Regions from separate parts of the Homo sapiens genome. Here region 1 is linked to region 2. The links are chromatin contacts, found by Hi-C in ENCODE. All regions are on one chromosome and are shown on one strand. The core of a region is the stretch at or near the end of the contact, and the rest is flanking DNA. Distances in the headings are between cores, read along the strand shown. Region 1 overlaps TLN2 (talin 2). Region 2 holds the start of VPS13C-DT (VPS13C divergent transcript).

Region 1 (6,517 bases), core at 1,112-3,611, 590 kb after region 2:
AGTCATCATTGTCACTGTGCCCAGCAACTTGACCCTCCCATGCATGAGGATTATGCTCTGCGGTTTACAGATCACATTCTCATGTATCATCTCATTGTCCCAAGAAAGTGCAAATGAAGCTGCCCTAACAGTATTGGCGGTATGTGTCCTAAACCCTGTTTCCCATGCATGAACGCTTTCCACTGCCATTGGAACCCAGGGCAGGTCTTATATTTCAAGTTTTTTGACAGGGACTTTATAAATTTTATCTCAAACCTTAAAAAAAAAGACATTTGTGATATATGTTTTGTTTGAAGTTTGGCTAAATCACTCATCCCCGTTAATCTGAGTTTAAACAAAAGCCACTTGTACCATTTTATTTTCCCCTTCCCTTTGTCTTCTCTCAATTTGTCTTTCTTTTATTTAGTATTTGACAGGCAGTTGAGAAATTGGATCCCTTCCAAATCAGTAAGTCTTTAGGTGAAAGTCGGATGAAACTTATCTTAAAAATGGAAAGAATAGGCCAAGCATGGTGGCTCACACCTGTAATCCAAGCACTTTGGGAGGCCAAGGCGGGAAGATCGCTTGAACCCAGGAGTTAGAGACCAGCCTAGGCAACAGGTTGAAACCCTGTCTCTAGTAAAGTCTGAAAAATTAGCTGAGTGTCGTGGTATGTGCCTGTAGTCTCAGGGCAGGAAAGTAGTTTCAACCCAGGAGTTTATGGCTGCAGCAAGCCATGATCCAGCCACTGCACTCCAGCCTGGGCGATGAAGCGAGACCCTGACTCAAAAAAAAAAAAAAAAAAAAAAAAAGGAAGAATAAAAATCAAACATCACAAGGGTAATTATAAATACAAAAATATCTTCTTGAAAAGATCTGCTTCTCATAAAATTGTTTTTGGTCTAAAACGTGATGATGATGATGACGATTTTTTTTTTTTTTTTTTTGAGATGGAATCTCACTCTTGTTGCCCAGGCTGGAGGGCAACGATGTGATCTTGGCTCACTGCAACCTCCACCTTCCGAGTTTAAGCGATTCTCCTGCCTCAGCCTCCCAAGTAGCTGGGATTACAGGTGCACACCACCATACCCAGCTAATTTTTTGTATTTTTAGTAGAGACGGGGTTTCACCATGTTGGCCAGGATGGTCTTGAACTCCTGACCTCTGGTGATCTGCCTGCCTCGGCCTCCTAAAGTGCTGGGATTACAGACGTGAGCCACCACGCCTGGACGATTATTATTTTTTGAGACAGGGTCTCGCTCTGTCACTGGAGGCTGGAGTGCAGTGGCCCCATCACACTTCACTGCAGCCTCAACCTTCCAGGCTCAAGTGATCCTCTCGCCTCAGCCTCCTGAATAGATGGGACTACAGGTGCACACGCCACCACACCCGGCTAATTTTTGTATTTTTTGTAGATACAAGGTCTTGCTATGTTGCCCAGGCTGGTCTCATACTCCTGTGCCCAACTGATCCACCCACCTCTCAAAGTGCTAGGATTACAGGCGTGAGCAACTGCGCCCCCTGGCTATTAAAACATTATTTATGCTATTAGTAGTGTTTCTAGATTACTCAGAAATAAGGTTTGCTACATCCCTAACTTTACTATTTGGTTGTCCAGTCATTTCTGGTGCCTTTACTTTTCTGTTCCCTTTTTCTGTTGTTTTTCTGTCGGATTTTTTTTTTGGTGGGGGTGGGGAGCTTGATTGCTATATAGTGCTGGTGAAGGTATAAACCTTTAAAGATTTTGAAGTTGCTTTTCTAAGAAACAGCAGGAGCTCTTACCCTCATCTGGGTCTCAGAAGAAAGAGAGAAATTTTGGGGTAGGAAATGGTACTGCTCCTCTCCTGCCACCCCACCCCCTTCGTACTTCCTATGTCAGATTAAGGGGTTCCTGCAGAGAACACCAAATTTAATTTTGCACCTTTTACATGATTTGTTGGTGGTCGGGGTCAGAGGCCTCATCTCACAAGGAACTCCTACCTCTCTTTTACACCGCTCAGTTGGGATGATGGAGGGGTCACTGGAGACGTAAAGGCTTCATTTGTCCCCCTTTGCCTGAGTGGCCTTGGGCATAGGTGGTCACTTCCTTAGTTTCTCCCCCGCTGTCTTGTCATTCTCCATGGGATGTTGGTCTGGTTTTTATAGCAAGGGATAGAGAACAAGCTCAAATTCAGTTAGAAAGAAATTTGGACTGCTTCTAAATTTTCCTACATTTTAGACACAACTACAGCCCACTGGTTTTAGGAAACACGGACCTTATTTGTGGGTGTTGCTTCTGCAACTCAACTCTTACTCCTCCAGATCTGCTCCAGCCCTGATGGCTGCTTGTGTTGTCAAAACGAAACATTGCTGTCTGGTGAAGGAGAACACCCACATCCTTGCTGAGTCAGCAGGCTCAGGGCCTGGAAGTCAGTGATGGCTTCATCACCACTTTGCCTTCTGTTTTTCTTCCCATTTATATTTCAGCTTCTGACTATGGACTCTTTCTTTCGGATGAAGACCCGAGGAAAGGGATTTGGCTGGAAGCGGGCAGAACACTGGATTACTACATGTTGCGGAATGGGGTATGCTGCCAATCCCAGTGCTGTTTCTTCATCCCTTTGTCCCTGGGCCTTCTTCCATAGACGCCAACACGGTTACGCTATTTTGATTCAAGGGCATCTTATTAATAGTTCGATGCATTGTACTTTGTAAGGGCTGTTCAGGTGGTGATAGAAAATGTCAGATATCCAAATTCTTGAGATTCCATAGAAGGATTGAAGCAGTTCGAGGTTAGTATTTTAAGTAGTTTCTACTTGTCGTTGTTGGATTTGGTAATTGTGAGATAAGATACAGCATCTTACTGTAAGTATGGAAGAGATATTCCTATGCCTGGAGATGGGAAGTAAGAACAAATGAGAGGGAAAAACGAAATGTAACCCTAATGGTAGTTAGAGACTGAATATTAGTGTTTTGTTTCTGAAAAAGAAACTTCAATTTGAGATGTGAGTTTAATAATGATCAGTAGTAGTAACAGCAACAACAAAAATGGTTGTGTTATGGAAATAGGGAGAAGTAATGAGTAAAAACATATTAAACATTTTGTTCAGCTTAACCTCCAAGATACCGGGTTTTGGTATGTAGGGTGAAGTGCACCCATCAGATTGATGGGTATTCCATAAAGTAAGAGTGAAATATGTGATGCCAATTAATTTGGATAAGAAATGAATAGTTTAGTTTTAGGAAGTTCATACTTCTAGTTTTAGGAAGTGTAGTAAACAAGTTACTTAAAAATATCCCCCAAACATGTTACCCCTGTTTGGTCTTGTCATTAATGTATTTTAACACACTCTTTTGAAAATCACGACTACTGTGATACTCCACTAATATGAAGAATGATGAGGATGCTATTTATGTCTTTCATTATTTCTAAGATATAAGGTAAAATGTATTTATAGTAAAAATTAAAAATATTTTTATATGCAAATAGTAAAGACATAGAGATAGTAAAAATTGCTTATGACAGGTTAAAAGATAATTGGAGACACACACTGATGTCTTTTTAACAGGCAAGTAGTCACCTCCCTCTGCTAATTCTCCTTAGAGCAGATCATTCTCAGCCTTGCAGGAGGTCATACTCTACTTTCATTTCACTGAGGATGGTTTTCAGTAATTGTAAGGCATAAGTATGACTTCTTTGGGTTCAATTTCACTATCAAATTTTTAAGAAATCTTTATGAAAGCAGTTATTTAGCACTGGAGAAAAAATTGAAGGTGACTCTAGGTGACAGATATAGAATGTTCAGTACACTATTTTTTCAACATTGTGCCGTGTTTGGAATTTTTCATAAGAAAATTATTGGGAAAATAATTGAAGATAGCCTAAGAGAATATAGATAGATTGTATATGGAAATAATGAAAGAAACCAGACTTCACAAGTTCTTTAATACAATTTTAATTACTGGTCAAAACAAACAAGAAATAACCTGTATAGCTTTCAAGCCAGTAGGGGTAGGAGGGAAGAAATGCAGGTATGTTGACCATTAAAATAGGAGAAGTGCAGGGCGGCTTATGGAAACAAAGTGAAAAGAACGTATGGAATAAGATAGGGTAAACACTTTTAAATATATTAGGCATCATACAGAATGTAAGTAAATGAAATGCAGCAATAACAGAGATTCTCACTGAATGGAATTTTTTTGTAAGTCCAGGTCTGTACTATCTCTAAAAGACGTAGTGGCAACAATCCCCTGAAAACTTTGAAAGGTTTTCAAAGATGTTTTAGAAGAAAGGGAAAATCAGAGTCTACTCTGATTTTTTTAAAATTCATTTTTTAAAGAAAAGTGTTCAAGTTTGTTATTTATTTTCCCCACACAGTGTGAAATTTGTATGTGGTTTGTGCTCTAGGATATTTTGGAATATAAAAAGAAACAGAGACCTCAGAAAATCCGGATGCTGGATGGATCTGTGAAGACAGTGATGGTGGATGATTCCAAGACTGTGGGGGAGCTCCTGGTCACTATTTGTAGCAGAATAGGTGAGCATTCATACACCTTCATTATGTCTTTTTGCTTAGTTTTTAATTACAGGCCTCTTCTTTTTTCCACCTGCATTTGATCTCTAGGCAACTTTGAATGTGTCTTAACACGCCGAGTTCTGCCTAATCCCCAGAGGGTGTGTCCATTCTCCCAACTTGCCAATCCATGAAACATTTGGACTTCTCACTAAGTCACAACGGAGGGCTTTCATTTCCCTCTCCAAAACAAGAAGATTTTCAAATGGAAAGTCATGTGTAATTCAGCCTTCTGCCCATTGCTGCCTTCTATTCTATATGAGCACTCTAGATGTTCACTATCTCCTTGAGTACTTACGATGACAGCCCACATGATTATTAGATAGTCTTTCTTCTTGTGGCTTCTGTTAGTCTCCCCAGAGAACAAGTCTGCCTCCTTTCTAATGAAGCCCTTCAAATATTTGAAGAAAATAGACTTACCTATCTTAGTTTTCTCTTCATGCAAAGGAAGCCTAGTTCCTTCAGACACTTCTTGTTTGACACTGTCTTGCCTTCTTCTGCATGACCTCCTCTGTGGCGGTGTTTCCCAAAAATTATTATAGATGAGAGAATTGAATGTGACATAAGTTCTACTATACGCGTGACTTCTTTGGGTACGATTTCACTACTACATTTTTAGGAAACCTTTATGAAAGGAATTACTTAGCACTGGAGATTCTGTATTGTAGTGACAATAACCCTGTGAAAATGTAGGAAGGTTTCAAAGACATTTTGGAAGAAAGAGGAAATCAGAGTCTGATTTTTAAAAATTCGTTTTTGAAAAAAAAGTGTTCAAGTTTGTTACCTGTTTTCCCCCACAGTGTGAATATGACTTAACTAGCTGAAGCTTCTTCATTTAATTTGATGTGGCCACCTCCCTGACCCTCATATTTGTAAGGCCGTTTCTGGTTCTTTGCCACCAGGAGCTCCTTGGAATATCACAGGCCTTAGGCTGGAAGAGGTTGACAGCAGTTTAATTATTTATAATTATAACCTAATTTCCAATGTTTAGGAATAACAAATTATGAAGAATACTCCTTAATCCAAGAAACTATTGAAGAAAAGAAAGAGGAAGGAACGGGCACACTCAAAAAAGACAGGACACTGTTACGAGATGAGAGGAAAATGGAGAAGTTGAAGGCCAAGCTGCACACAGATGATGACCGTAAGTGTTTGCAGAGGAAGCATGATACAGACACACAGGCTTTGCTAAGCCTCACTTCCCTCCCACCATCCATATGACCCAGGACAGGACTTTTGATTTTTGTTTTTAAAACTCTATTTTAAAAAAGTAGGCTGGGCTCAGTGGCTCACTTCTATAATCCCAGTATTTTGGGAGGCCAAGGCAGGTGTATTACCTGAGGTCAGGTTTGAGACCAGCCTGGCCAATATGGTGAAACCTCATCTCTACTAAAAACACACAAAAAATTAGCTGGGCTTGCTGGTGAATGCCTGTAGTCCCAGCTACTCAGGAGGCTCAGGCAGGAGAATCACTTGAACCTGGGAGGTGGAGGTTGCAGTGAGCTGAGGTCGCACCATTGCACTCCAGCCTGGGTGACAGAGTGAGACTCGGTCTCAAAAAATAAATAAATAAAAATTAAAAAAAAAAAAGTAATTGTAATACCATTTCACATCTAAAGAAATATCTTAATATCAGATATACAAATCATGTTCACATTTTCTTCATTATTGTCTAAAAATTTTTTTAATAGTGTGAACTGGGATCCAAATAAGGTTGAACAAGTTAATTAGTTAATTAATTTGTTTTACTAAGTGTCTTTCCATCTCTTTTTTTGACTAATACTAATGATGTATATTTATGGGATGCATTGTGATATATCTGTGTAGACACTGAAGAAGGATTCAGTCAAGCTAATTAACATATCCATCACCTCACCAATGTATCTTTTTTTCTGGTAAGATTGTTAAAAATCTATTATTAGCATTTTTGAAATATATAATACGTTATTATTAATTGTGGTCACCACTCAGTGTGATAGTGCATG
Region 2 (6,389 bases), core at 2,668-5,167:
CGGGGGAGTTTAGATAAGACTCTGCTCCTCCACCTCTTGTGGAGGGCCTGACATCAGTCAGGCTTGCCCGCAGTTATCCGGAGGCCTAACCGTCTCCCTGTGATGCTGTGCTTCAGTGGTCACGCTCCTAGTCCGCCTTCATGTTCCATCCTGTACACCTGGCTCTGCCTTCTAGATAGCAGTAGTCAATTAGTGAAAGTAGTAAAAGTCTCTGATATGCAGAAATAACGGCATAAGCTATCTTTCTCTCTGTCTCCTCTCTCTCTCTGCCTCGGCTGCCAGGCAGGGAAGGGCCCCCTGTCCTGTGGACACGTGACCCACGTGACCTTACCTATCATTGGAGATGACCCACACTCTTTACCCTGCCCCTTTTGCTTTGTATCCAATAAATAACAGCGCAGCCAGACATTCGGGGCCACTACCGGTCTCCGCGCATTGGTGGTAGCGGTCCCCCGGGCCCAGCTGTCTTTTCTTTTATCTCTTTGTCTTGTGTCTTTATTTCTACACTCTCTCGTCGCCGCACACAGGGAGAGACCCACCGACCCTGTGGGGCTGGTCCCTACAGTGAAATATTTACAAGATGAATTCTTCCCTTTCTCAAGACTTGAAAATTCAACAACAACAACAAAAAAAAAACTCTGTGAACTGTAAACCTTATCTGCTAAAGCAAATAGTTGTCAAAGAAGATTATATAGAATTTTCAATTTTTTGTAAAACTTGTCAACATCATGGTTATCATAAAATGTCACCTATTTTATTAAATTAATATTCCCATTTGTTTACCCAAAAAAGTTTAAGACAAATTTCTTTAGCAATATTTTGAAAGAACAGGAAAAATCAACTCAGATATCTTGCCTTCCAATTTTATTGAGAAATTAGGGTTATCAACAACAGACTGTGCAATAATGATAAAAGCTCGTGACTTCTAGCTTTATAGCAACCACAAAAATAAAAGGCAGCAAAGCTTTACAGAGGCAGAGTTGTGAGCTGATAAAGCTAGGAGAATCCCTGATTGGATGTTCACTAGACACAATATGTGAAAGAAATGGGTTTATTTGCTCAGGCCTATTATAAAGTTAATGTTGGCCACTGGCAGAATACCTTATTCTAAAAATTTAAAAATGAGATGAAAGAAAGTCTCCTTTTCTAGATTTCACCAAAAAAAGACAAAAGGGGAAATAACATAAAATTACGACATTTTTAATTTCAGTTGTGAAAAACTTCAAAATCTTCAAGCAGTATACTCCTCAATGTCATGGTAAAACCATTATCAGAAGAACAGAATATTGGCATCACCTTCGATGTTACCTAGTCCAACCTCCAATTTTAAAGATAAAAGAGAGTAACATTTGATGGCAATGGAACCTCTGACTATATCCATACGTTTTATCTTTTTAAAAAGAAAATGTCTAAAGTAAATATGGCATAATATTATAACATTGAAATATGAGTAATTACATGAAAGTATTATATCATCCAGTATGATTTAAACTTTTCAGAATTTAAAAATATTTTTTCTATAAAGTTTAAATTAAGATGAAGAAACTAAGGCCCAATAAGGTAAGTGGCTTGTCCAACACAGCACACCATTCACTAGGCCTATTCAGATTTCAGATTTGCTACTCCGGTGCGTTTTCAAGTTTCAAATGTTTACAAACTATAAGGAATCACTGGAAAGAATATTGCCAGTATTCTGAAGAAATACTTGATTTCTGCAGAAGATGCTGGTCATTTAATTCCTTAAATGTGTCTTTCTTTACTTACCTTTCCTTTACATTGTATTGAGTGTGGTGGGGGGATGTAAACAAAGAATGTACAGTAGGCCCTCCATATTCACGGACTGAACTAACTGCAGACCAAAAATATTTCGGGGGGAAAAAATAAAAAGTATCAATTCAGCAATAAAAAAATGCAAATTAAAAAACAACAGAACAACTATTTACATAGCACTTACTTATTGGGTATTATAAGCAATCCAGAGATGACCAAAAGTATACAGAAGGATATGCATAGGGTACATACAAATACTAGGCCATTTTATTTAAGGGACTTGAGCAACCTCCAATTTTGGTATGGTCAGGGGTACTGAAGCCAATCCCCCATAGATACCAAGGGACTATTGTATTGTTGGGCAAACCACAGTGAACCAATCAAATGATCAGCCACCTATTAAAAACAGGCTCTTGCCAGGCACTATAGCTCACACCTGTAATCCTAGCACTTTGGGAGGCTGAGGCAGGAGGATCACTTCAGCCCAGGAGTTGGAGGCTGCAATGAGCTACGATCTTGCCACTGCACTCCAGCCTTGGCAACAGAGCAAGTCCTTGTCTCAAAAAGACAAGCCAAAAAAAAAAAACAACAACAACAACAACCAGGCTCTTCCGTAATTCAGGGTATAAACAGCATTGCCCAATATATGTTCCATATACGTAATTATAAATTTTAGAAGCCAAGTTTAAAAAGAAAAAAAGTAAAACTAAAAAACACGGGAAATACACTTTAATATTATATTTAATTTAACCCAATATATTCAAATATTATTTCAACACATAAGCAACATAAAAATTATTGAGGTATTATTTTTTTCTCCTACTTCATTAGGAGTAATGCTTATTCAAAACGATGTTTTAATTCATACAGCAAGTCTCAATTAGCACTAACCTCATATCAAGTGCTCCACAGCTACAGTGGCTAGTGGTTACCCTAGTGGACAGGGGAAGTCTATAGCTATTTGTTGTTGCTTGAATTAAAAGCAGATCCATACATTTGAGTCGTTTTTTGAATTTTCCTCCAAAGCTGACAAAGTTCCCAAACCTTTTGTGGAGTGAGAAAGTCCCAAAGTCCTCAAAGCTTAACACGTAATTCATGCAAACGATTAAGCTCGTTGAAGAGTGTATGTTTAAGTACACTATTTCCTGAATACTTTTATACACTTAATCTCCAGGATAAAAACGTTGGCATAAATTCCTGAGCATGCAACCAAGCAGACACCTAATTAATGACGATGCTGGTCGAGGCTTGAATTTCTCTCTATTGCTCCAAAACAAAATTCAAAATCCTCTTCGTATTGACGGAAAAGTAAATATTAAAGGAAGAAATCATTTTCACAGGAGCTGAAAGCATTAAGAGTAAGAATCCCTAAGCACACGCCTATCTTAAAGATCTCCTGCCCGTTCCTCTCCAAACCCGGTAATCCTAAAGAGAAGGAACCCAGTTCTTGCTCCCTGTAAAATGATAGTGAAGATAACTGCGAGATGCAACTTCCTCCTTTTTTCTTAGTGCCACTTCGAGCGTATATGACCAGACAACCATGCTCACTCCACGCGATACCGAAACAGAAAGGGCTCTGTTTTTATGCTGTAGGGCCAAAGGGGCCACCCTGAGTGCAGCGAGAGGACCACAGAAACGGGCAGGGCGGGGACAGCAGGGCCAGGGCTTGGCCTCGGGGGACGAGAAAGGTGGGAACTTTGGCAGCGCGGGCGGGATCCCGCCGCATCTCCCCAGCCGGAGTCGGGACTGGGACCCCGAGAATCCGCGGGCGGCAGAGGCTCCCGCATCTAGCACCTGCCGCACCGGGATGGGGAGTCTCAGGCGGCGCAGGGAGCAGGGCCCGGGCAGAATCCCGGACGGAGCAGCCCTCGGCTGGGCCCTCAGCGCCCGCAGCCCACTGGCCGCGCCCTCTCGCTTACCGCCCCAGATGCCCAGCTTCAGCTGGGACTTGTTCAGGTTCTCCACATAGTCCCCCAGGAAGCGGTTCAGCAAGTCCGCGACCACCGACTCCAGCACCATGGTGGCGCTGAGGCACAAGGAGAGGGAGGAGCCGGAACCGCCCGGCGCAGCTGAGGGCTGCGACCAGCGCTGCAAATGACAGCCCCTCCGGCGCAGGCCCACCCCCGCGCCGCGCGCGTGACCCCGCCGGTGCGCAGGCGCGCTGTCGCCCGGCCGGTAGCTAAGGAGGCCCAGCTGTGATCCCGAGGCTTTGTAGGCGCCGCAGCCCTGGCCCTCTAGAGGCCGACGGAGGAGTGCGGGGGAAGTTAGCTTGCGCCTGTCTCGTCAGCCGTGCACGAGAAAAAAAAGGACCTTCGAGAAGAACAAGGGAGGGCAAGAGTTACCGAGTACAGGGACATCTATGTGGCCGCTCTGCTTTCCCGCCGTCACCTGCTGTTGAACTCCGGCCGCATCGCGGTGTCCGGAGCCGCCTGGCCTGGAGTATGCGCTGAGCGTCACCTAGGCAACCACCCCTGCACCTGTGGATCAGGTGGGGGAAAGGGACCGACCGCGTTCTTGTCCTGCTAGAGTTCGACTCCGCCTGGGGCTTGGTCTCTGCTTCTTGAAAACATTGTTTTTTTATTTTGTTTCTGTTTTGTTTTGTTTTGAGACAGGGTCTCGCTCTGTTGCCAAGGGTAGAATGCAGTGTCGGGATCATAGCTCACTACAGACTTGACATCCTGGACTCAAGAGATCCTCCTGTGTCAGCCTCCCGAGTAGCTGGGACCACTGGCGCGCGACAAATAATTTGAAAGTGGGAGGAGGGGAACAGAACCACATCAAATGGCAGATATCATAGAATGAGAACTGAATATACGCGTTTTGTGGGAAACGCGTTCTTTTCCCCTTTCTCTAAGATTCGCTTTTAATTCACTAGCCACTAACCAGTTACCTATCTCATTACAGATATAAAAAACAAAACGTAGTAGTGCCTTTTTAAGTATGAGTTACTTGTTATTTATATATCACTTTCTTCCATGCTATCGTTGAACTGTCTTTGATGTAGCACGACCTTAAAAGCAGAGCTTTTATACCACAAGATCTTTCAACCCTTGTGAAATTTAACCACCCATTGAGATTCACCTCTTTAGAGAACTAGAAATTTTTTCCTAAAATATATTTCAAAAAGTTGTTGAGATACAGTACACAGGAAGAAACCTAAGAAATGCTGATTATTTGTAGTCACAAGCATTAATAAGTGCTTTGCTACGAGGAAGTGTCTGAGAAACTATTCGTGTATTTTTCTTAAACAACCTAGGCTTGCACAGGATCACAAAGAAAAATCTTAAATTCAAAGTCCGCTGGAGAAGAAAGAAAATCAAAATGGCTACAATTGGTGTTGTGTATTAAATAAAATTAAAAGTACAAAGAAAGACCCAGTCAGTACTAACTAGTACTATCAAGATCACATTCCTCTCCCACTTTTGCACACTCCATTCCTCTTTAAGAAGATAAATCCTTAACCGTCTGTTTTTCCTAGCTGGTCACAAAGACAAAATACTAGTAAGTACTTTGGATTTCTTCACCATCCACAACCAAATAACAGCCTAACCTGTCTATTTTGCTTTTGCCATCTTTCCTAAATTCTCCATGTTTTTCTTCTGGACCATGCCATCCATCTCCTTGAAATTCACTTCCTAGCCTCCAGTTATTCCTTCCTCCAGTCTATTCTCATGAACACCGGATGTGTTTTCCCAAAGCACAGGTGAGCTTAGGTTAGTCACCTGCTCAAAAACATCCAATAACTTCCCAGTGTTTAGAACACTCTCTTCAAACTTTCTCCACGTTCTTTCTAGTCATACACTCTAACAATCCCGCTTCCTTTTTACATTCACACTGACTATGCTCCAAGAGGAATGTAAAGAAGCAATATATGTTCTGGTTGAGATAAGGCATGTACCATAAAAAGTTAAGAAAGAAGCCAATCCAAGGATGTATGAATAACAGTATAAGATGATAGGAAAGATGGCACAGGCAACATAGCTTGGTCAAGCAGGTGGAGCAATAGGCACAATCTCTTGGGAGAAGTGAGTAACACTAATGCTTTGTCTAATAAAGTAATTCCTTACAGTTCTATGGTATAACTTGGTAATTTTGAAAGAATAATGTGTAAATGTGCTTTCATATGCATCATTCAATTTTATTATGTTTCAGTTATACTTTGTAAGGCCTCATGTCATTATTATGCGAAGGTAGGCATTTTTGTGTACTCCTCACAAAAGAGCTGTGAGGTAGCTAATGCAGGTAGTAGTATGGTCCTCATTTTACAGAAAAATTAAGCTCGGGAATGTTAAGTGACTTACCCAAAGTCACACAGCAGATATTAATTTCCTTTGATTCTCTGAGCACTGCCACCCTTTTCTCTTCTGGTAATTATACAATTTAATCAACACTGGGCTATTAGTCATTTTCAGAGATCTTACTTTGAAAGGTTCATGACAGAAAAAATAAATCTCAGAGTGGAAAATTTGGCTCTACATTTTTGGTACAAAAAAATGCTATTATCATGTAGTATAAAAAGCTTTAAATTTTACTATTTTCCATTTTCAGCATGTTTTAAGGGATTGATTATGTGCATTCAGTAATGCCCCAAATCTTCCATTATTTAACAAGTCAGAAAT

What was found. Hi-C counts contacts between places; a loop is a spot of excess contacts on that map. Pooled maps may share reads with other maps.
Region 1: a pooled map shows a loop between it and region 2 (5-fold over the local background). The contact joins the enhancer-like site here to the promoter of VPS13C-DT in region 2. A Hi-C loop is called at or near these places in 1 of 168 maps with a recorded cell type or tissue (posterior vena cava) and 4 of 50 pooled maps.

What each region holds. Positions count from the first base shown.
Region 1 is chr15:62,647,639-62,654,155 of GRCh38, forward strand. TLN2 (talin 2) reads left to right here. Exons shown (of 59, transcript NM_015059.3): 5 at 2,446-2,543; 6 at 4,367-4,496; 7 at 5,524-5,676. Among named protein-coding and RNA genes, the nearest start is that of MGC15885, 5.7 kb to the left of the region's middle. Within about 2 kb of position 2,362, at least 7 of the 41 ENCODE cell types and tissues checked have a DNase peak (open chromatin) inside an H3K27ac peak, as active enhancers do.
Region 2 is chr15:62,056,586-62,062,974 of GRCh38, forward strand. It overlaps VPS13C-DT (VPS13C divergent transcript), which reads left to right and starts at 3,918. Exons shown (of 2, transcript NR_135690.1): 1 at 3,918-4,258; 2 at 4,383-5,849. VPS13C (vacuolar protein sorting 13 homolog C) reads right to left here and starts at 3,862. Exons shown (of 85, transcript NM_020821.3): 1 at 3,690-3,862. The coding sequence starts at 3,789. RefSeq lists a silencer at 3,724-4,073 and an enhancer at 4,124-4,173.